2 separate regions of the Homo sapiens genome follow, and region 1 is linked to region 2. A link is an interaction called in ENCODE POLR2A ChIA-PET data of the cell type or tissue named here. Cell type or tissue: MCF 10A. All regions are shown on one strand. Links, peaks and the distances in the headings refer to the core of each region. The heading gives the core; the rest is flanking DNA.

Region 1 (9,852 bases), core at 1,955-5,954, 60 kb after region 2:
TCAACATGAACTTCCTAAATGAAAACCTGATCATGTCACGTTTCTACTATAAACCTTCAATGGCTTCCCATTGTCCTTAGGGTAAAGTTCAAACTTTGATGTGGCTCACCAGGCTTGTGTTCTGTGATGCCTATTTTCTTCCCTAGCCATTATCTCTCCCCATTCTCTTCTTTCCTGTTCTCCCCTTCAAAATACGTATGCTGCCTATACCACATGCATTCTGGTTCTTGCATGTGAAGTGCTCTCTCTCTCTCTCTCTCTCTCTCTCTCTCTATCACTTCTGGGCCTTTGGACATGATTTTGTTTCTATCAAGAGCATTTCTCCCTGGCCCTTGCCTCTTTGGCTTCAGACTTTGGCTTCCTCTGGAAGCACTTCCTGACCCTTCCAGTTTGGTTTAAACGTCATTCTTATGTGCCCTGACACTTCGACCTCCCCTGTCTTAATGCTCATCAAGCTACATTGTAATTGCTTATTTAATTGTACGTCTCCTCAACTAGACTTTAAACTCCATGAAGTTCTAGAAGAATGGCAGCCAAGTCTGTCTTACTCATAGTTGTATTTCCAGCTTCTAGCACAGTGCCTGGCACAGAGGGGTTCCTCAACAAATGTATTTTAAATGAATTCAAAGAGACCCATGGACAAAATTGAGAAGAGGGAGAAGTCTTTTGAAGCTGATGGTGTTGGAGGGGCAGAGGGAGGTGGGAATCAAGAAACACTTCAGGGAATATGTAGTGTTTGTACTGGGCCCTTGTCCAGCTTTTGAGCTGTTGTCCTGCACCCCCAGCTGCCTTTCTATATTATGCTCTGTAGAGGTACGAACAGGTGTCTGAAAACTACATTTCCTAGGCTCCCTTGCCAGCTGGGTCCAGAGGAAAATCCAAAGGCAGCAGCAGAGAGAAGAGTCCTGCTCTAGTTTTGAGAGTGAAGACTGCTGGAAGTTGCTGGAGCAGCAGCAGGGGTTGCAGGGAGGAGGAGAATTCCAGATTGCAGCAGCCCAGGCAGAGGCAGCAGCTTTCCAGCAGTTCCAGCCATGTCCCTTTGTCTCTCCAGAACTGGCAAGCCTCACAGCAGCAAGTGTGAATGTAGGGACTTCAGCCCAAGGAATTTTAGCTATGGCTTCTTTTCTTGCTCCTTTAACCCCTCTGTTTCTTCCATTTACTCTTCCAAACCTCCCAGCACCTTGGAAATCAATTCACTGTATCAAATTCCCTGTGTTTGAAACATCTAGAGTGGGAGTCTATTTTCGAGCCTGGACCCAGACCCATATTGCCTTGAAGACAGGATAGCGGGAGAAGACAGAAAGGCATTCCATTGGAGAGACTGCCCCAAGCAAGTGTCCAGAATGGGAATGTTTGGAGGGGTTGTGGAGAGTGAAAATCAACCTATTTGGTTAGGGCATAGTGAATGAATAGGAGAGTGGCAAGTCACTAAACCACAGAGGCATAAAAGGTCTATATAATGGAGAAGCTCCAATACTGGGTGGAAAAGTTTGTACTGGTTTTGGTAAGCAATAGAGATTCACTGAGGCCTGAGTCAAGTGCCATAATGGGAGATGGGCATGGAGAAGACCATTTTGCTTAGTGGTGAGTGTGATGAGTTGGAAAAAAAAGAAAGATGCAATAGACTAGCAAATATGTAGTATTTAGAGGCACTGGTTGGATGAGATGAATGAGAGAGGAAAATCAAAGATGGCACCACAATTTTCCCCCTGTTTAACTGGAAGGTAGGGCCCCTAGGAGATGTCAGGAAGATATCAGGAAGAATGAAAGTGGCTTGAAAGCTGTGGAAGGCAGAGAATAATATTTGGCATCTGTATAGCACTTGGAGTTTTCACATATGTGATATCATTTGATTTAAATTCCAATCTCTTAGCTCTTTTCACTAGTCATTGATATTGATCTATAACTGGGCAAAGAAGCTGAGGCTACATAACATGATTTAGCGATCATCTGTATGGAGGAGACAAGCAAAAACAGGACACCGGATGAGATCACTAAGGGCAAGAGTAGAGAAGCCAGACCTACAAGGATGCATGTGGGGTGCGGGTGAGTCTGGGAAGGATGAAATGTTGGAGGTAAGAGAAAGGCTGGTTAGAAAGGAGGATGGTAAGTATTGATAGCAGGAGGACCAAGACAGTTGGTGCTACATAAGCCCAGAGAGAAGGAGATTTTATAAAAAAATTGGACATTTTTTCCCCTAAAAAATGACTGTCACATTCTGCAAGGTGTTAAGGAGAATAAAGGTTGAAGAAAAATCCACTGGGTTTGCAGATAACAGTTTCAATGATTAAGTGGGGACAGAATCTATATTTCTTGTGGCTAAAGAGTGGTTGAATTATAAGAAACAAGGCAATGAGAATGGCTCATTTTCCCATTCTCTTGGCCCCTTTCCCATCCATTTCCTCTGTTTGCCACCAAGTCCTTCCCTCCTCATACCCTCAGCCTACTCACCCATGCAACTTCCGATACCACCTGCATCTGAGTGTAGAATGGGCCAGTTGTTGGACGTATGTATACGAAGCTGGCTCACTGACTTGCAAGTTTGGATTTCAGAGAGACACAGTCTGTGTGACCAGTATCAGCTTACTGTAGAGGCTGAAAGTATTTATTAGTGTCAAAGGTTGGTACTTAAAGTTGTAGACACCAGCTCAAAGTTTTTTATTAAAGACATCTAGCAGTTTATTAAGCAAAGGCTGGCTGACATATATGACTTCATGAAAAACGGGAATAAAAGAATTATACAATTTTCTCCCTTTAAAAAAAAAGCATCGCTTGTGTTCTTACATACTTGACATCCACTAGAAGTCATAAAATCACACCAACACAGTATATATGTTAAAAGCTCCATATCTCCTGAACCCCTGGTGAAGTCTGCAGAACACATTCAAAACAGTTGGTGAGAGTAGGCCACAGCGGGAGGGAGCAGACTTCCTGTACTTTGTCAGACTGGAGGAAGTCAAAGTTAAAATCTGATTACTTCGCAAGGATTCCAAAACCTGATCTAAATCGCCTTTCAGAATCTGTTAACAAATCAAAGAGCATTTCCAGTAGCACCAAGCAAGAGGCCTTATGGCCTGATAATTCTGGTAAGTTCCACTTTTGGGATAGGGAATATTTGACCAAGTTAGATCCTTCATAAAATGCAGAGCCTGTTAAACCCCAACCTAAATATGTTCATAATAAAATATCAGCCTTCCAAATTACATTCTATATGAACAAACAAGCCCACGAAACATCCAAACAACAGTGCAGTAGGTGGAAACAGATGTCATCATTTATTTTAAGATTCGTTTATTCAACAATCGAATGGAGGAATGTTGCTTATTCTATACAACATCTTAGGATTTAAGTAGTTTACCTGCTATTTTGAAACATGCATAGGGCTGTCAAATAGTTTCCTGGGTTTTCAGAATAGCTCCTAAACTGTGCAACTCTGCTTTCTTTCCACAATATAAACAAAAAGGGTTTTTTTTTCCTTAAACTTGCCATAAAAACGATGTCGTCATAGGATAAAAATTTTAAAGCGGCTTTAAAAAATTAAAACCTATGAATTAGTCTCAAGCAGCCTAACTTTATTTTTCTAACCACCAATTCCAACAGTAATAAATACTTATGATTGAGATCTCTGAGTATGATACTTATAATAGGACATAGTAAAAGCCTAGTTAATTTCCACTTCTGGTCTTGAATCGATTTTTTTCTAATGTGTAAAATTTCAAACAGAGCTCTTGCTTCATTTCATGTTACTTTCCTTCTTTATTTAGTTAAAGAAGATGTGTGGGAAGGAGCATGAGGGAGGCATAGGGATAGCAGGGTGGGTTCAATCTCCTTTTCCATCACCCCCCCGCCCTTTCTGTCAAAAAAAAAATGCTGAAAAAATTAGTCTCTACCCTTGCTGGCTCAACTTCATCACCTCCCATTCACTTATCCGCCCACTGCCATCTGGCTTCCATCCCAAAACTCCATTCAGATTGTTCTCATTAAGATCACCAATGCTTTCCTCCTTGCCAGATCCAATGACCTATTTTTAGGTCTCCTCCTGGTTGACCTTCTGCGGCATTGCACATGCAATGCAGACCCGAGGCTCCAAACTCACATGCCCATAGGCTGGCTGCAGTCTACACAGGTGAAGCTGGGTTTGGTATTGCGTAGGGTGAGTCACAGGAAGCCTGTCCAACTGTGGGCATGTGTCCCTTCTAAGGTAGCAGCTGCTGCTGTCTCTGGTTGATTTTGGTCATGGAGGAATGTGGACACCGCATTGATAAATATTTTGATTTTTTTTTTTAAAGAAAACTTGGTTTTTATGAGAATGTTTATAATTCTTCTTTCTTTCTCTTTCTCTCTTCCTCTCTTTCTTTCTTTCTTTTTGACTGAGTTATACTCTGTCGCCCAGGCTGGAGTGCAGTGGTGTGACCTCAGCTCACTGCAACCTCCGCCTCCTGGGTTCAAGTGATTCTCCTGCCTCAGCCTCCTGAGTAGCTGGGATTACATGTGCCCACCATCATGCCCAGCCAATTTTTGTATTTTTAGTAGAGACGAGGTCTTACCATGTTGGCCAGGATGGTCTCAAACTCCTGACCTCAGGCAATCTGCCTGCCTTGGCCTCCCAAAGTCCTGGGATTACAGGTGTGAGCCACTGCACCCAGCCTCTAATTTCTAACTATTGGCTCAATTTTCGTTTAATGCTTGTAGGGAAAGTAGACATCACTGTAGACCTCCGAGGAGAAGACTGTACTGTAGATGAGTCTATGGTTCTCTTGCCCTCTGGGCCTGGTTCTTTATAGGTTCTGCCTATTTGTTTCTGCCCATTTTTCTGCTGTTCCCCTGGCCCCCATACCTACCTCAATCATATTGAGGCTCCTTGTGTTCCTTCTTAGTCCCCTTCTATTTTCTCCTCCTCGTGGGAAATGTTGTAGACCCAGGGCTAGCTTCCTGGGCTTGCAGTCAGTGCAGTTGCCCTGAGCCCCACATTCAGAAGGGCTCCATGCTCATGGGTTAGTGCTCTGCAGCTGCTATCTTGAAATTCTTACGTTATCTCTGAATTTATGTTTTGTGAGTGAAATACGATGGGATAACGAGCATGTGCCAGGGACTTAGCATTTCAGCTCAAGCGCTGTCCTTCTCACTGCCCTTCTTCTCACTTCTCAGCCTGAGAAGAGTTCTTGGCCACCTGTTCCTTCAACCTTCCCCGACCCAGGTCCTGCCACTCTCCTCCTCTAACCCTTCCCCCCAAGACTGCCATTATCCTCCACCCTGGCAGGAAGCTGAGTGCAGGTGTAAGAAGGGTTGGGGTCCTTGCACCTGCATCTCTAGTCAAGGCCTGGCAACAGTGGCTGTCCTCACCCTAGCCTGAGTGCATGAGGCTGGATACAGTGGCTCATGCCTGTAATCCCAGCACTTTTGGAGGCTAAGGTGGGCGGATCACCTGAGGTCAGGAGTTTGAGCCCACCCTGGCCAACATGGAGAAACCAAAAATACAAAATTCTCTACCAAAAATACAAAAATTAGCCAGGCATGGTGGCGTGTGCCTGTAGTCCCAGCTACTCGGGAGGCTGAGCAAGAGAATTGCTTGAACCTGGGAGGTAGAGGTTGCAGTGAGCTGAGATCACCCCACTGCACTCCAGCCTGGGTGACAGAGTGAGACTCTGTCTCAAAAAAAAAAAAAAAAAAGTGTATGACTTGTTGAGGGTCAGCCTGTTACCCCCTGTGATCCAAGTCCCTAGCACATCTTGATGCAGAGGTTGCAATATCCTTGGGATTGCCCATCTGCTATGGGCTGGGACAACTGACTCTTGGAAAGTGGAGATGCCTGACTTGACTTCCCAGCCCCTCACTGAGGTGTGGTGCATGCGAGCTGGTGAGAGGGGGAACATGGCAGCTGTCAGGCTCAAGGGCATATGGAACTTCCAAGTCCCACGGCAGCAACCAGAGCATCTGGGAGAGTCTGAACTTACCCTACGCGTATTTTTGGATCCTTTGGGCCACTCTGTGCCTGTGAGAACCTTTTCTTTCTCCTTTTAGCTTCTCTGAGTCTGGCTTGTGTTCATTTCTTCTGACCAGCTTGAGACACCATCCGGGGTCAAGCCATAAAATATGAATGGTGTGATGTCAGTGATTCTGACAGGAGCTCAATGTTCTAATATTTACATCTAGAACTGGCATTGCACAATATAAAGATGAACAGTAAAATTCATGCCAGTAATTTAAAATCTTTATTTAGAGCAATATTAAATAGTGAATTAAAAACTCACCATGACATGTTGAGAGAGAAAGAGAGATCTTGGAGGAAAGGGAATAGTTTATATTTTAGGACCTTAGTATCTTTAGTCATTTTAATGGCAATTTTCCTGCTCTTTGAACAAAGGCCACCAAATTTTTATTTTTTATCAGGCCCCACAAATTGTATACCTGGTTCTGCCCAGGCCTGCTTTTGCTGATGGTTCCCCACTACATCTTCAGTCTGGATTCTGCATCTCCTCTCCAGACCTGCTGTATCTTGGGGGTTTGCAGGCAACTCAAGCTCAACATGTTCTCACCTGACATCATCCCTCAAGTGTGTTTCTCCCTTTACATTTCCTTGTTTTCCTTTTTCTTTTCTTTTCTTTTCTTTTTTTTTTTTTTTTTTTTTTGAGACAGGGTCTCACTCTGTCACCCAGGCTGGAGTGCAGTGGTGTGATCACGGTTCACTGCAGCCTCCAACTCCTGGGCACAGGTGATCCCCCCACCACAGGGTAGCTGGGACTATAGGCATGCACCACCACACCTGGCTTTCCTTCTCCTTCCTTCCCTTTCTTCCCTTCCTTCCCTCCCTCCCTCCCTCCCTCTTTCTTTCCTTTTCCTTCCTCCCTCCCTTTCTTTCTTTCTTTCTTTCTTTCTTTCTTTCTTTCTTTCTTTCTTTCTTTCTTTCTTTCTTTTTCTTTCTTCTTTCCTTTCTTTCTCTTATTTTTTTGTAAAGATGGGGTTTCACCATGTTGCCCCCGGCTGGTCTTGAACTCCTGGGCTCAAGCAATTTGCCTGCCTCAGCCTCCCCAAATGCTGGGATTAGGATTATAGGCGTGAGCCACAGTGCCTGGCCTATTTCCATGTTTTCTTAATGAAATATCATCTCGACACACATTTGTAACAGAGTAGTTGCTAAATTGTTGAATGGATGAATGAAATCGTAGAAACATTTTCATTTTTCTCTGTTCTTTCACAGAAAAAGGAAGAATTAAGTCTTCCTGGGCAATTAGGAAAAGGCTCTTGGAGGAGGTAATATATGATCTGTGGTTTTAAGAATGAACAGGTCTTTCAGGCAGCATGCATGATACGTTTCTACAGCTATCTGGGTGACTAGAAGTTATTTCTGAGCACAGGCTTGTCATGGAGAAGAAAAGGGGAAGGAGAAGAATCAGGAACAACAATTCTTCCACTGCCAGAAACATAAAACATAACTGAAATTAATGAGTTGCAAAATAATTCCTGTATTAAAAATTTTTTGGAACGTGTTCACATGACACTTTTTAAAGCTTCATGCTTGTTTGGTTAAGGTCCATACATATCAATGTCACATCCAAGTAAATCTATGTCTCCCCAAACTTTTCAGTCACATAATACATTTCATTACGACTCTTCTATATTCACATAATGCTTTTCCCAGTGTCTTACAGATAACCCATCCTTCATCTAGGTATCAGAGGTTGGGATTCAACATCTCAAATAGAGAAAGAAGAGATAGTGCTGACCATGAAGACATCTGGTAAAATGTAGCATTGACATCGGAGACCATTAACGGCATATACTATATTACAATTTTATCAACAGTAAATATGACATCCGAGATAAAGTTGTTAACCCAAACTAAATTTTAAACTTTATTAATAGCAGAGCAAGAGTTCCTTCCAGTTAAAAACAGAATCATATAATCTTGGTAAAGTCAAGACAGATACGATCCTCAACTACCTTTGTGTCAAGCAGTTATTTGTGTTGCTATAAAGGTGTACCCTAGACCAGGTAATTTACAAAGAAAAGAGGTTTAATTGAATCATGATTCTGCAGGCTGTACAAGCAGGGCACCAGCACCTGCTCAGCTTCTGGGGAGGCCTTGGAGAGCTTTTACCCATGACAGAAGGTGAAGCAGGAACAGGCCTGTCACAGGGCAAGAGAGGGAGCAAGAGAAAGAGAGTGTGGAAGTGCCACACACTCTCAAACAACCAGATCTCGTGTGAACTCACACATCACCAAGGGGATGGCACCAAGCCTTTCATGAGGGACCCGGCCCCACGATCCAAACACCTCCTACCATGTCCACCTCCAACACTGGGGAAAATATTTTAACATGGGATTTGGAGGGGACATCCAAACTATATAACCTTAAAATAAAGCAGGTAACTCTCCAGCAATTCCTAAATTAAGTCTTCATATCTTGATTCCATTATTTCAGGTCTAGGCTAAAACATCTGAAGTGTCTGTTAGAAGTGCCAGTACTTCAACGTCATCCCAGACCCACTAAATTAGAATCTTTAGGGGACGAGTTGAGAAAACTGCATTTTAAATCAGCCCTCTGCCCCATCCTAGGTGACCTGTTATGTACTCCAGGTTTTAGGAAAACCCAACCTCCAACATAAATACAAGAATTTTAGATCGTCAAATAAAATAGCTTTTCATTTCTCTTGAATATTATCGGGAAAATGAGAAGTTCTAGCTAAGTGGATTTCCAGAAGAATTTAATTTCATAAGTCCCAAAACTTTGAAATATTTAAAGCATTGTAATGAAAATCCTTCTAAACTGTGTTATAGAATGCTCTGTCTTCTCAAACAAAATATATTGCACAAACTGGACATTTGTATTAGTGACTCAGGATCATTATTACAAATATCCATTATTGTAAGAATAGCTGAAGAAGTTATTCAAGTCTGTAAAACTGCGATCCTATGCTAAATGGCTGCAGCCAGCTGTGTTTTATGGGGATACAGTTGCTTTTTTTGTGTTTTATTTAAATATTTTCCTGTTTTTTCCTTTGCTGTCAGCTAACTTTTATTAATGGTACCACTATTTTTTTCTACTTTCCGCTTTTCTCCTTAATAACCTATGAGAAAGCATGAGGAACTCTTTATGAGTAAAGTTCTTGTGTGGGTGGAAGGATCCCTTGGGATGTTTTCAGGTGTTATAAACCACAGTTCAGATTGGCTGAAACAATGAGGGAATTCATTATTTCACATACCAAGAACCTCTGTTTTGTATAGTTGAAATTAAATTATATATACAAGTCTTATCCTGTTTTTTTCACTTATTATAACAGACCATTTTCCTATCATTAAAATCCTGTATAAATATTCTCATACATAGTGTTTCACCATATTAATGAAATCAACAATTATCTTCTACGTGTCAAGTACAGGAAGGTGGTGGAGATGAGATAGAGAACAAGAACAGCCAAGGTCCCTGATGTCCTGGGGCTGCCAGGTTAGTGGGAATGTGCCATCATTTATTTTACCATTATATTGCTTCTGAGAGTTGTTTTGCAATTATAAATAACTTTCTGATAAACATCTTTACTTAAATTTTGGTCTATTTCTACAAGAGTCATTTCAAAAAGTGTAATTACTGGGTTATTGTAAACTTCTATGTTTTTTCAAGACTTTCCTTATTGTGGTAAAATATAAAATAAATAATATAATATTGACAATTTAAACTATTTTTAAGTGTACAATTTAGTGGCATTAGATACATTCACAATGTTTGGCAACTATCACTATTATCCATCTCCAGAACTTTTTCATCATCCCAAACTGAACTTCTGTTAACAGTAACTTCCCATTCCCTCCTCCCCTGACCTTGGCAACCACTACTCTACTTTCTTTCTCTAGAAA
Region 2 (12,252 bases), core at 3,611-7,610:
CTGATTCCTGGCAGATCAGCACTCTCTTAGTTCAGTTTTTGACACGTGATTATAGAAGCAGTTTGTCAATCTCCACAATAAAGTCTAATCCGTTTAATAATACTGAATCTTCCAATCCATGAACATGGTATATCTCTCTATTTAAATCTTTTTCCATTTCACTTAGCAATGTTGTCATGGTATATCTCTGCATTTGTTGTCAGCGTACTGGTCTTGAACATCTCTTGTCAGAATTTTCCCTGGGTTTCATATTTTTGATGCTATTATAAGTGCTGTTGTTTAATTTCAATTTTGGATTGTTATACTATATAGAAATACAATTGATTTTTGTATATTGATCTTATAACCAGAAACCTTGATAAACTTACTTATTAGTTCTAGTAGATTTTTTTGTAGATTATCTAATATTTTCTACATAAACGATAATATTGTCTGCTGATAAAGGCAGTTTTACTGCTTCCTTTCCCATATCAATATCTTTTATTTTTTTCTTGTCTGTTTGCATTGCTAAAAGTTCCAAGAAAACATTGAGTAGACATTGTAAGAGTGATATCCCTCACAAGTTCTTAATCTAAGAAGGAAAGCACTTATTCTGTCTCCATTACATATGAGCAGCAGGCTTCAGCCTTTTGTAAGGTTAAGGAATTTCCTTTCTATTCCAAGTTTGCTGAGAGTTTTTTTATTAGGAACTAAGGTTGAATTTTGTAAAAATGACTTTTCTGTATCCATTGAGAATAACCATATAAGTTTTCTCTTTTCGTATGTTAGTATTGAGAACTGGTAAATTGCATTTTAATAATTTAGGGCAGTACTGCTATGATTTGAAAGCTTGTACCCTCCAAAACTCATGTTGAAATTTAATTGCCAGGCCAGATGCAGTGGCTTACACCTGTAATCCCAGCACTTTGGAAGGCTAAGGCTGGAGAAACACTTGAGCCCAGGAGTTTGAGACCAGCCTGGGCAACATAGTGAGACCCTGTCTCTACAAAACATTTTTAAAAATTAACCAGATATAGTGGCACACGCCTATGGTCCTAGCTACTCAGGAGGCTAAAGTGGGAAGATCACTTGAGTCCAGGAAGTGGAGACTGCAGTGAGCTGTGATTGTGTTACCACACTCCAGCCTGGGCAACAGAGCGAGACTCTGTCTCAAAAGAAAGAAACAAAGAAATTTAATTGCCAATATAATGGTATGGGAGGTGGGGACTTTAAGAGATGATTAGGCTATGAGGGCTCCAGCTTCATGTGTGCCTTACTAAAAGGGCTTTCAGGGTGGCTACTCTTTGCCCTTCCACCATCAGATGACACAGCAAAAAGGTCCTCTCCAAATGCCAACACCTTGATATTGGATTTCCCAGCCTCCAGAACTATAACTTTCTGTTCTTTATAAATTACCCAGTCTCAGGTATCCTGTTATAGCAGAACAACATGGACTAAGACAAATTCATACAGGAAAGCCAGGATTTGCTTGATCCTGACAAATAAAGGGCTTTCCCTTTATTTGTCAGTTTTCAAGGCAATGAGTTGGTATCTTATTATTCTTCAAAGGTGGTCAGTTTTTTTTTAATATCATTGTGAACTTATGTAGTTAAATGTGATATGTTATGGGTTTCATTCCCATGCAGTTTTTATCCTTATTGAGGTTCAAGGTTTCCCATCTTCAGTCAGTGACAGCCACTTCAAGGAGTAAAGTTTTTTTTGTCATGACTCTAGTCATCATTGAAAGCTTACTTGCCATCAGGTATGACAAGATGTTCCAAGTTTATCTTATACACTTTCTACCCAAAACCTGAAATTAGTCAATTCTCAAAGAAGTCATGGTATCTTTTAGTAGTAAACAATATTTTAAGGCCACAATCTGATCGTTAGGTCTAATCATTGCTAGTAGGTTGGTCATTGTTATTAGGCCTTTTCAGGTGCTCAGAGGTAATTTCAAATTCAAATACAGACTTTGTATTTTTACTTAAGCTTTCATATATATATAATTTTTTTCTGCATACTAATAATAGTTTTCAAGAATACAAGAGGTGATGGGATAAAATATCTATAATCATTCATTTGCTTTATCCAACAATTCACATATAATAGTCTTAAGATAACAAAACTCACCCCAACAGAAGAGTTTGTAAATGTCTGTATTATATGTTTTTCCCAATTTTGCACTATGTCTACATTGTCAGAGCATATAGCCAGAGCAGACTATATCCTAGTCCATTTAACCCCTTAGTCTTAGTTCTACAAGTAATTATATTGAATACCCACCATCTGTACTTGTGTCAATGTCATCCTAGTCATTTTGGTTGTCTGAAGCTTGTTTTCTATTTAGATACCTCAAGAAGGGCTCATGGGAGAAAATAATCTCTTAAGTTTATATGTTGATAAGAGCTTGTATGTACTCTTTTTCTTGAAAGTAAGTTTAGTTACATGTAAAATGCTTGGCTCACATTTTCTTTCCTTGTGTATCTTAAATATGTTATTCTGTTTTTCTCTGGCTTAAAATTAGATGGTCATCTAATTTTCTTTCCCTTATAAATCACTTGCAGTTTTTGCCTAGATTTTGTAAGGATTTTTTTCCTTTTCATTAAGCCAAGTAATAACTAATATATATCTTTCTGTTTGTTGTTTTGTGTTCACATTTTGAAGTTCATCGTGTGCTCTTTCAATATGTAATTTCAAATTTTTTTATTTCAAGAACGTTTTGTTGAATTATAGCTTGTAGAACTATAGTTGCAGAATTTATTTTATTTCCTTGTTTTGGTGTTATTCTACAGGAAACGCTGGGACAGGCCACTTTATATCTTTACATAGCTCTATTAGGCATCTCTCTCTCTTCTTTTTTTTTTTTTTTTTTTACGGAGTTTCACTCTTGTTGCCCAGGATGGAGTGCAATGGTGCAATCTTGGCTCACTGCAACCTCTGCCTCCTGGGTTCAAGCGATTCTCCTGTCTCAGCCTCCTGAGTAGCTGGGATTACAGGTGCCCGCCACCATGCCCCACTAATGTTTGTATTTTTAGTGGAGATGGGGTTTCATCATATTGGTCAGGTTGGTCTCGAACTCCTGACCTGAGGTGATCTGCCCACCTTGGCCTCCCAAAGTGCTGAGGTTACAGGCGTGAGCCACCGCACTCTGCCTGTTTGTTTGGTTTTGTTTGTTTAGACAGAGTCTCTCTCTGTCCCTCAGGCTGGAGTGCAGTGGCATAATCTTGGCTCACTGTAACCTCCGCCTCCTGGATTCAAGCGATTCTTATGCTTCAGCCTCCAGAGTAGCTGGGATTGCTGGGATTACAGGCGTGTACCACCACAACTGGCTAATTTTTGTACTTTTTAATAGAGACAGGGTTTTGCAGTGTTGGCCAGGCTGGTCTCTAACTCCTGGCGTCAAGTGATCCACCAGGCTCGGCCTCCCAAAGTGCTGGGATTACAGGTCTGAACCAATGCTCTTGGCCTCTTACCCCCATTTTTAAATTGAGGACACTGATAATCAGAAAGATTTTTTGTCTGGACATGGTGGCTCATGCCTGTAATCCCAGAACTTTGGAAGGCCAAGGTGTGAGGATTGTTGGAGCCCAGGAGTTCAAGACTAGCCTGGGAAACATAATAAGACGCTGTCTCTATAAAAAATTAACAGGGCGTGGCGGTACATGCCAGTGGTCCAAGCTACTGAGGAGGCTGAGGTGGGGGGATTGCTTGAACCCATGAGGCTGAGGATGCAGTTGCGTCTCAACCTGGGCAACAGAGCAGGGCCCTGTAAGAAAAAAAGAAGGGGAGGGGAAGGGAGGGGAGGGAGACATGGTGGGGTGTGGAGGGAGAGAGAGAGAAGGAAAGGAAAGAGGCCGGACACAGTGGCTCATGCCTGTAATCCCAGCACTTTGGGAGGCCGAGGTGGATGGATCACAAGGTCAGGAGTTTGAGACCATCCTGGCTAACACAGTGAAACCCCGTCTCTACTAAAAAATAGAAAAAATTAGCCAGGCATGGTGGCGGGAGCCTGTAGTCCCAGCTACTCGGGAGGCTGAGGCAGGAGAATGGCGTGAATCTGGGAGGCAGAGCTTGCAGTGAGCCAAGATCGTGCCACTGCACTCCAGCCTGGACAACAGAGTGAGACTCCATCTCAAAAAAAAGAAAGAAAGGAAAGAGAAGGGGAGGGAAGGGGGAAGGGAAGGGGGAAGGGAAGAAGGAAAGGAAAAAGGAAAGGAAAGATTATATAATTTATTCAAGATTCCACAGGTGGTAGGGGAAGAACCAGAACCGAGGTCTGCTCAACTATGAATCTTTAGGTCTTTTTTCCATATTACCCTGCCGCCTGGGTCCTTTCTGAGTTTATTTCACTGCTTTTCCTTCAGATGGTCACTCTCATATGCCTTACAGTCTTGCTTCTCAAAATCTAGCCCTTGGACCAGCATCATTGGCATTACCAGAAACCCCATTAGAACTGAAGAATCTCAGTTGCTCCAGTCCTACTGAATGAGATTCTGAATTTTTATAAGATCTCCAGGTTATTTCAATCTCCATTACAATTTAAGAAACACTGGTCTAGAGAAAAATCTAAAGGTATTTTAGGCTATAATTCTCAAATTTTATGGCATACTGATATCCCTTGGAATAATTTTTAATTCCTGATACCCAAGCCACAACCCCTATCAATTAAATCAAATCCGAATCTCTGGGGATGGAGCATAGCATATGTTAAAACTCCCCAAGTGATCCAAAGTATAGCCATGTTTGGGAGCTAGGTCTTAAAACAGTACGGTTAGTCCTTCATGTTCCTAAGAATACTGGGAGCTTCTCATCTTCACATGCTGATTCAGTAGATCTAGTTTGGGGCCTGAGATTCTTCATTTCTAACAAGTTCTCGAATGGTAGTTTCTGCTGCTCCTAAAAGTTTCTGGAGTTAAATGAAACTACCGGAAGCCTCCTTCAACAATGTCAATAAATACAAATAGCATCTAATCAAGGAAAGCTTCTCTAAGGCACAGTCCTGGCCTTCTAACTCCACCTGAGAGCAAAAAAGGAACTCCGGGAGAAGGGGTGGAGGTGCTGCAGGCTCTTACAAGGCTCCCCAGGTTACTTCACACCTGGTGCTGGGCAGACCCACCTAGGTGTGCCAGACAGTTGGGATCAGGCTGCTGCTTGCAGCCCCAAGGCAAGAGTTCTTGCAAACACATACTTTTTTCTCATTGCCTGTGCCTTCACCATCTGTCTACCTTTCTTTCCCCGGGTCCTTCTCTTTCTTTTCCCTGGGTTCCTGTCTCCAGGCTTCCCAGCAGCAACTGGGGCACTTGCTTGGTCTGCTGTGTGCTTACTTGGGTTTTGGACTAAGTCAAAACTGCAAAATCTCAGGCCATAACACAGAGGAGCTTAAGCCAGCAGAATAAGAAGGGCCCTGGGGATAAGTGCCTAAGAGATATGGCATGATGGAACTTGATTTGTTTTTCATCACAGATCCATTCATGACACACAATATGTGGTCTGATAGCTTGGCAGGACTGAACATGAACTATTCTCACTCCAGCTTATAATTTACATATTTTTCCCTTGGCAAGACCCAAGCAACTGTCATCAGCAGGTTGTGTGGGACTTGTCGAGTGTGGTGGCAGGTCCACACTGGGTTTGGCTGTATCCCAAAGTTTTGACTCATCCCCTGGCCTGTGGCAGAGTGGGAAATCTTGCTGGTGTAGCTAGGTAAGGGCTTCCCTCTGGACATGCCAGGGCTAAGGAATCCTCAACAGCCTTAGCTGGCCATTTCTGAGATGGCGAAACACTTACCCAGAATTCCACTGGGCCAAAAGTTAACCTCTACAGAAGAGCAAACTAATTCACTTTGTCTAGCTTTGACAGGAAAGAACAGAAAGAGAAGGGAAAAACTGAGACCTTAGGATATTCAACATAAAGGCAGCCAAGTAGAGGATTCTTAAAATCTGTTTCTAAATTAGGATCGTCCCACATTTATTTGGGGCTTATTCAATGACATTTTCCTAAGCACTAGTTAACAAGGCATCTTACCACATGCCAGATAAAACTGGTCGTCAGAACATAACCTTTTTACCCTGCGGAATAACACTTTTCACCCAGATTCTTGAGACTCTTTAATTTCCTTACAGTTTCCAACCATTTAGGGAAAGCTACTCTGGGAACTGAAAGAGGCAATGTGGCTCAGAGATTGAGCAGGTTTCTCCTCCCTACTAACAGCATCAGATGATAATTAATCCTCATTGCTTCCCAAAGGACAGCCAAGGAAAAACTTCATTTCCCAGATGAGGTGGCTCAACAAACTGCCCAAGACCAGTGTCCCAGCTAGCAAGTAGCCAGCTACCCACAGTGCAATCTGTTTCAGCCCTTGCGACAGGCTTCTGGTCTCCTGCAACTGGTCTGAGTAGACTTAAGTTCCTGTCTTCACTTGCCCCAGCCTTGTAACACCTCCCTTGAGAGTACTATTTCTATGTAGGCTTTTTAGGGCTGAAATGAGAGAAGACATTTCCTGGCCCTGAAGTGAGTCATTGGCCTAGTAAAACTTCACCTAAGGGGTAGCTGACTAGCCAATTGAGGACAATGGAGGAAGCCTGGCACCTCTGGAGGGAAGTTCCTGATGTGTGGAGATTTGCCATCTATGAGATGGCAAGGCTCAGTGGCTACACAGGCCCTCCGGCAGCCTTAAGCATCAAATAAATTACATAAATACTTAGGGCCTCTAGGATCCAGGTCTTGAACTATGTGCCTTGGAAAGTCCAGAGTTGAGGTTCTTGCTCTCACTTACTATTTTCAGTGTGGTCCCTGGGAAGCAGCATCAGCATCACCTGGGAACCTGTTAGAAATAATTGTCAGACACCATCCCAGACCTACTGAAGCAGAATCTCTGGTGCTGGGATACAGAATTCTGTGTCTCACCAGCTCTCTAGGTGATTCTGGTGCAAGTCCAAGTTTGAGGGCCATTGCTTTTATCAAACCATTATTTGTTGAGCCCCTTTAAATCAGGTTGAATTGGGGTTCTCTAGAGGTAAGGGGGGCTGGGTAACAAAGTGAGGCTCTCAAGTCAGGTTACCTGGTTCTCTGCAACTTCCTAGTGATGTGACCTTGGATGTCAGTTCTCTCACCTCTAAGACGGGGGAAATAAAACCTCTTCCACTGGGAGGTCGTGTGTGTCTGGCCTATGTAGTTTCTCTCTTTTCGCCACCCCAATCTATCTAAAAGGAAATTTACAGAACAGGACCTACTGTTCCTAGGGTAAAAATCTGCAAGATTGGCCACATGCAGGATGCTGATGTTAATACCTTTTTAATTAACATTTTAAGTGGTTCTAGGTTTAAATGAGTTTGGTTCAGCCTTTAAGTCCTGAGGATAATGGTATTTTTAGCAGAAATATGTTTTCCCATGCTGACTTACATCCAAATAGTTTCAAAGATTAGATTACAACTTTACTAAAAAGTGAAACTTAACTTCTACTTAGGTTTCCTTTGTTTTCTTTTTAAGAGAGAGGAAGAATAGATCATCAAGGTTGATTTTTTTTTTTTTGTATTTGTAATTCAGGATTAGGCAAATGTTTAAAAACTAATAAAAATGATTTGAGCATTTTAATTATTTTCTCTTAAGGCAGAACATTTTTTACTCACTTCCATGTTACATTGATATCTGCTTATAAAAAAAATATACCTTTATAGCAGAAATTTTAGAAAATACAGAGAAACATGAAGAGGAAAGCAAGCACACATATCCTACTGCCCAGATAATCACTGTGAATGTTTTGGTGTATTTCTTTGTGGCTTTTCTTCCTGCTCACATATGTAATGGTTGATATGTATCTATATTTAAGATGTTTTAATGAAATCACACTCTACTGTTTTTATCACCCCGCAGAGGCAGGATGGACTCCCCCCAACCCAAAATTTGGTTCAGATGTCAAAACTGATGATGTCACACATACATCTTAAGAGGGTATGGAAAGGTTTCTTGCATAATGAGGCTTTCTAGAAAGAGCAGAGTAGGATTCCAAGGAAGTCCATAAATGGCTTGAGAAAGCAGGGAAAGGAGACTAGCTTGGGGTTTTTATCGCAGTTAGAGTGTGGGGCTGAGTGGAGGGCTCCTGCACACAGACTGAACACTGCATGGTTTGAACTTCTCACTGGTGCACTGGGGTTTTCTTATCAGCTTGTCCAGATGTGGAACCAAATGGAAAGGGCAGTCACGGGGCTTGAAAGTTGTCAGCAGCCAAACGTCAAAACTGGAATTAGACTCTTAATTATATGTAGTTTTGCATCTTTCTCTTAAATTTAGCATTGTACTTTCTGTGCTTGAGAGACAAAGCTTAAACCAAAAGCTTTACTGTCAAACTAGATTGCTTTTGACATTGGCATCTTGTGGCTATGCCAGTGTTTCTAGTGACTAATCATTTATTTATTCATATTCTAGAAGAAAAGGATGTATGGATTAAAAACATTGACTTTTTTTTTAATAAAACAAACAAAAGAGTGTGGAATAAGAAAACAGAGCATACTATATATCCCAAAAGCAATATATCCAAAAGTTTTCCTTGAGAAAAAAAAAAACCAGCTTGCTCAGGAAAGAGAATACAGATTGTTTTCTCTTTGTAAGTATATTTGAATTTTTTATGATCAAACATGACTCTCAATTTACTGCAAAATACGACTGCAGAATGTGTGAGTCATGTATCTAATCTGCTTTGAAATATTGTTCCTAAAGAACATAGGTACTTATAATCCTGTACAATCCACAGTTGGAGTCCACACCTTGTGACAACAAAAGACAACTCAAATCAGCTTCAAGCATGGATCATAACTAACCGCGGGGCTATTTTTTCCATCTGTAATAAAGAATGTTCCAACATCTTTAATAATCGAAGATAATCCTCTGTCGTCATCTTGAGCATCTAGGTTATAAAAATACATACAGTGCTTTGAAGAAAGGTTCTGGTCCACTGGTGTCACGTGAAGGTCAGATTATGGAAAACTGGCATTGTTACAACAAGAAATGAAGGCTGCTCATGTTTTCTCTGGGTATTTGGAATAAAGTATCTCATAGTTTCCAACTTGAAGATTTAATTAAAGGCATAAGGAGTGATTAATTCTAAATGCTCATCACTGACAATGACTTGCCATATGTTAGAGAAACACCTATTGAAATGAATGAGGGAAAAATGTTTGGTTTCAGATTGAAGGTCTCCTGAAAAACGTTTTGAGTGTTCAAACATTTTGAACAGAATAATCAGAACAATTTGGAATGTCTTATTCCAAGATAAAAAGCACATTTTTTAAAAAAAAGATATTTGGTAGAAATATTAGCCAATCCTATTTATCCACTTTTATGCAAAAGAACTTGTCATCTCTGAGAAATAAAGGGGGTATGCTTTTTGAACTGAAGTGTAAAGATTGGCAATACAGTGTCAAAATAATAGCTAGATGGGGGAGATATAAGACAGGAGGATGCGGGTGGGGATGAATCAGTTGAGAAGAAATGCTCTTCATGGTTTTGCATTTGGAGAAACATGTGCTGCTCATAATTCCCCTACAATGCCTGGCAACCATGCATCTTAGGCCACCATGCATCTTAGGCCACCATGCATCTTAGGCCACCAAATTATGAGGAGCATCCAAGTATGTTCTCTAAATTCAAAACATTGGGAATGGTCCAGAGGTGCCTCTGGTGGTTGCCATCTCCAGAACTCCCCCTTCAAGTTTCTTTGTTGGTCACCAGGGAACCAGGTCAGAGTTGAACTTATCCTCCATCCTCCTGGAAGCCCTGTGTACTAATCTTGTTGAGATTTTTGGCCACTCAATGGCTTTGGCTTCAAATTGCCTTTCCAGTTTTTCACCCTCAATAAAAACTTCTTCATCCTTCCCAGGCATACAAAACAACCTGAATGAACTTGTTCACACTAAGGTAGGGGTAGAGAAACTGTGCAGGCTAAGACAAAGGCTATGGTGACTGACAGCATTAGAGCAAGGGTTACCCAGAATCCCAGGAGATACCCCTGGGCTTCTTCCAATTGAGTCTCCTAGTAAAGAATCTTGGAGACTGGGTCTTTACTACCATCTCTTTGTTCCATAAGTCCAGTATTGAGAAGGCAGTGAGAGATTAAAAATTATTGTGTCAGCCTCTTATCTCTCAGGCCAATAGCCATCTTGTGACTACCCAAGGCACTTGGCAGGAGCCCTGGAGCCCAACCTCAGATCTTAGGCTATGGCTAGCCTCATCCTCACCTTGCTTCTTCAGGCTACCAGTGTATGCTGGGCTGGTGAAACACTGGGCAATCCACCCAATTGCCCATCAGAAACCTTTGTTATGGACATTCCCAAATCTTCTCACAGTTTCTTCTCACTGTTGACATACCAAAGAGACATTTCCAAGACTGTCTACTTCTGCTTTCCTCCGCCTACAAAGCTCCTAAGGCCTCCAGTGACAACATGCTTGAGTATCCTTATATCTCTTGGAGAGCAGGTTCATGTTCTGATACTAAGCACTTTCTGAATTTATGAGAAGAAAAGTAGTTCTCTGCCTTGGGGAGCATTGGCTAATAATTTTTAGATAATTAAAAACTGCCATGATATACATTCATACTAAATCCCAGCTTATGTTACTCTCCAGTATCAAAGGGTGAATGTTGACCATGAAAATAATGGTAACAATAACCACAATTTATTATTGCTTATTATTGGTGCCACACGCCATGCTAAGCATTGGGCCTAGGTCCTCCCTAGTTCTCCCAATATCCACCAAAAGAAACTGCTTCACATGAGTTAAAACTGAGGCTCAGAGTGGTGCAGGGACTGGCCCAAAATCACATAGCCATTTGAAATGTTAGAAGCCATTTCAGATCTAGGTCTTTTTATCTCCCTACCCACTCTAGCTATTATTTTGACATGGCATTGGTAGTTTTTACAATCCAATTCAAAAGTGTCTCTAGGATGACAAATTCAATAAAGGGAAAAAGTAGGGATAGCCTAACATTTCTCCCAAATAGTTGCTTCTTTTTCTTTTTAAAATTAAACTTTTAAAAAATTAAATAAAAGTAAGATAGACCTTGCTGAAATATGCAAAGGACTTCAGAGAACAAAATGGCACCCAAGAACTGTAAGAGCACAGCGTTGTTTTGGCAGGATGAAGTCCAACAATGTACATAGAAAAGATAACCATGTCAATAGTTAGCAGTGACACAAGTTAACTATTACTACAATGACAATGATGACGATGATGATGACATAGTTATTCCTCTCAAGAAGTTCTCTGTCTAGTGGAGGAAGTATTCAGGTAAACAAAAGATCATAGTACAGTGTGGCAAAAATAATGCACAAAGTGTGAGCAGGACTAGAAAAAGAACTCAATCTGGATGGGCAGGTGTTTGGGTGGGGACCACGGCATTGCATGCACACACAGACGTACACTGTGTGTGTGTGTGTAGAGATGACTGTAAATACAACTGCTTGTCTGTTCATATATGTGAACAGGAACAGATTCAGTTTCAGACAACTGCTGCTTTTATCATTCCTTTTCTTTGTGCCACATAGCACTGGGGTCTTTAGGAACTTTTTAGAAATACCACTTTGGCTGCTATTGAAGAGTATTTTGGATTTGTATTCCACTCACCAGAGGCTTCCATTGTAATACACAGGGGTAGGCAGGCAGAATGGAAAGAAAAAGAATAATGGTTTCTTAGGAAACTGAACACTACATTTCCTGTGATTACAATCTCAAGGCTAAAGCTCCATGCTCATTACAGGATTTTCTTGACAGCAGTGTGTCCCTGTCAAAAGGTTTTGAAAGAGTTTGAAATTAGGGTTTCTTTGGGTTCCAGGAGGCACTGGCTCAGGACTTTGGCAAAAGACCCTTCATCTGCTGACATTTCTTGAATGGCCTCGTTTAAGCCTAGCCACCTTGCCTCTTGCTCCTGGGACGTGGCTGCCCATAAAAGCAGGGTGAGTGCTCAGTCATTAGCCAGTTGTCAGTGAGTATTCAATGTCGCCAAAGTGCTGGGCTAGGCTTTGTGAGGGACACCAGATCCCAGTTCTTAGAGCTTCCAGTCTAGTTAAAGAAGTAGTACCAGCCGGGCACGGTGGCTCACACCTGTAATCCCGGCCCTTTGGAAGGCCGAGGCAGGTGGATCACGAGGTCAGGAGATCGAGACCATCCTGGCCAACACGGTGAAACCCCATCTCTACTAAAAATACAAAAAATTAGCCAGGCATGGTGGCCAGTGCCTGTAGTCCCAGCTACTCGAGAGGCTGAGGCAGTGCCTAAACTAGA

What was found. ChIA-PET counts read pairs that join two places held together with the same protein. Peaks named below come from ENCODE experiments on the same cell type or tissue, not always from the same donor. Only the 100,000 strongest peaks of a DNase experiment are listed, where the experiment ranks them.
Region 1: POLR2A ChIA-PET joins it to region 2 with 9 read pairs; 3 of 35 experiments call an interaction of 5 or more read pairs at or near these places.

Annotation. Positions count from the first base shown.
Region 1 is chr4:26,835,734-26,845,585 of GRCh38, forward strand. It overlaps a transcript of TBC1D19 not described here. Among named protein-coding and RNA genes, the nearest start is that of STIM2-AS1, 20 kb to the right of the region's middle. In MCF 10A, for the core only: no CTCF peak of the experiment used is centred there; a DNase peak (open chromatin) is centred at 4,058.
Region 2 is chr4:26,774,303-26,786,554 of GRCh38, forward strand. It overlaps a transcript of TBC1D19 not described here. Among named protein-coding and RNA genes, the nearest start is that of STIM2-AS1, 80 kb to the right of the region's middle. In MCF 10A, for the core only: no CTCF peak of the experiment used is centred there; DNase peaks (open chromatin) are centred at 5,629 and 6,479.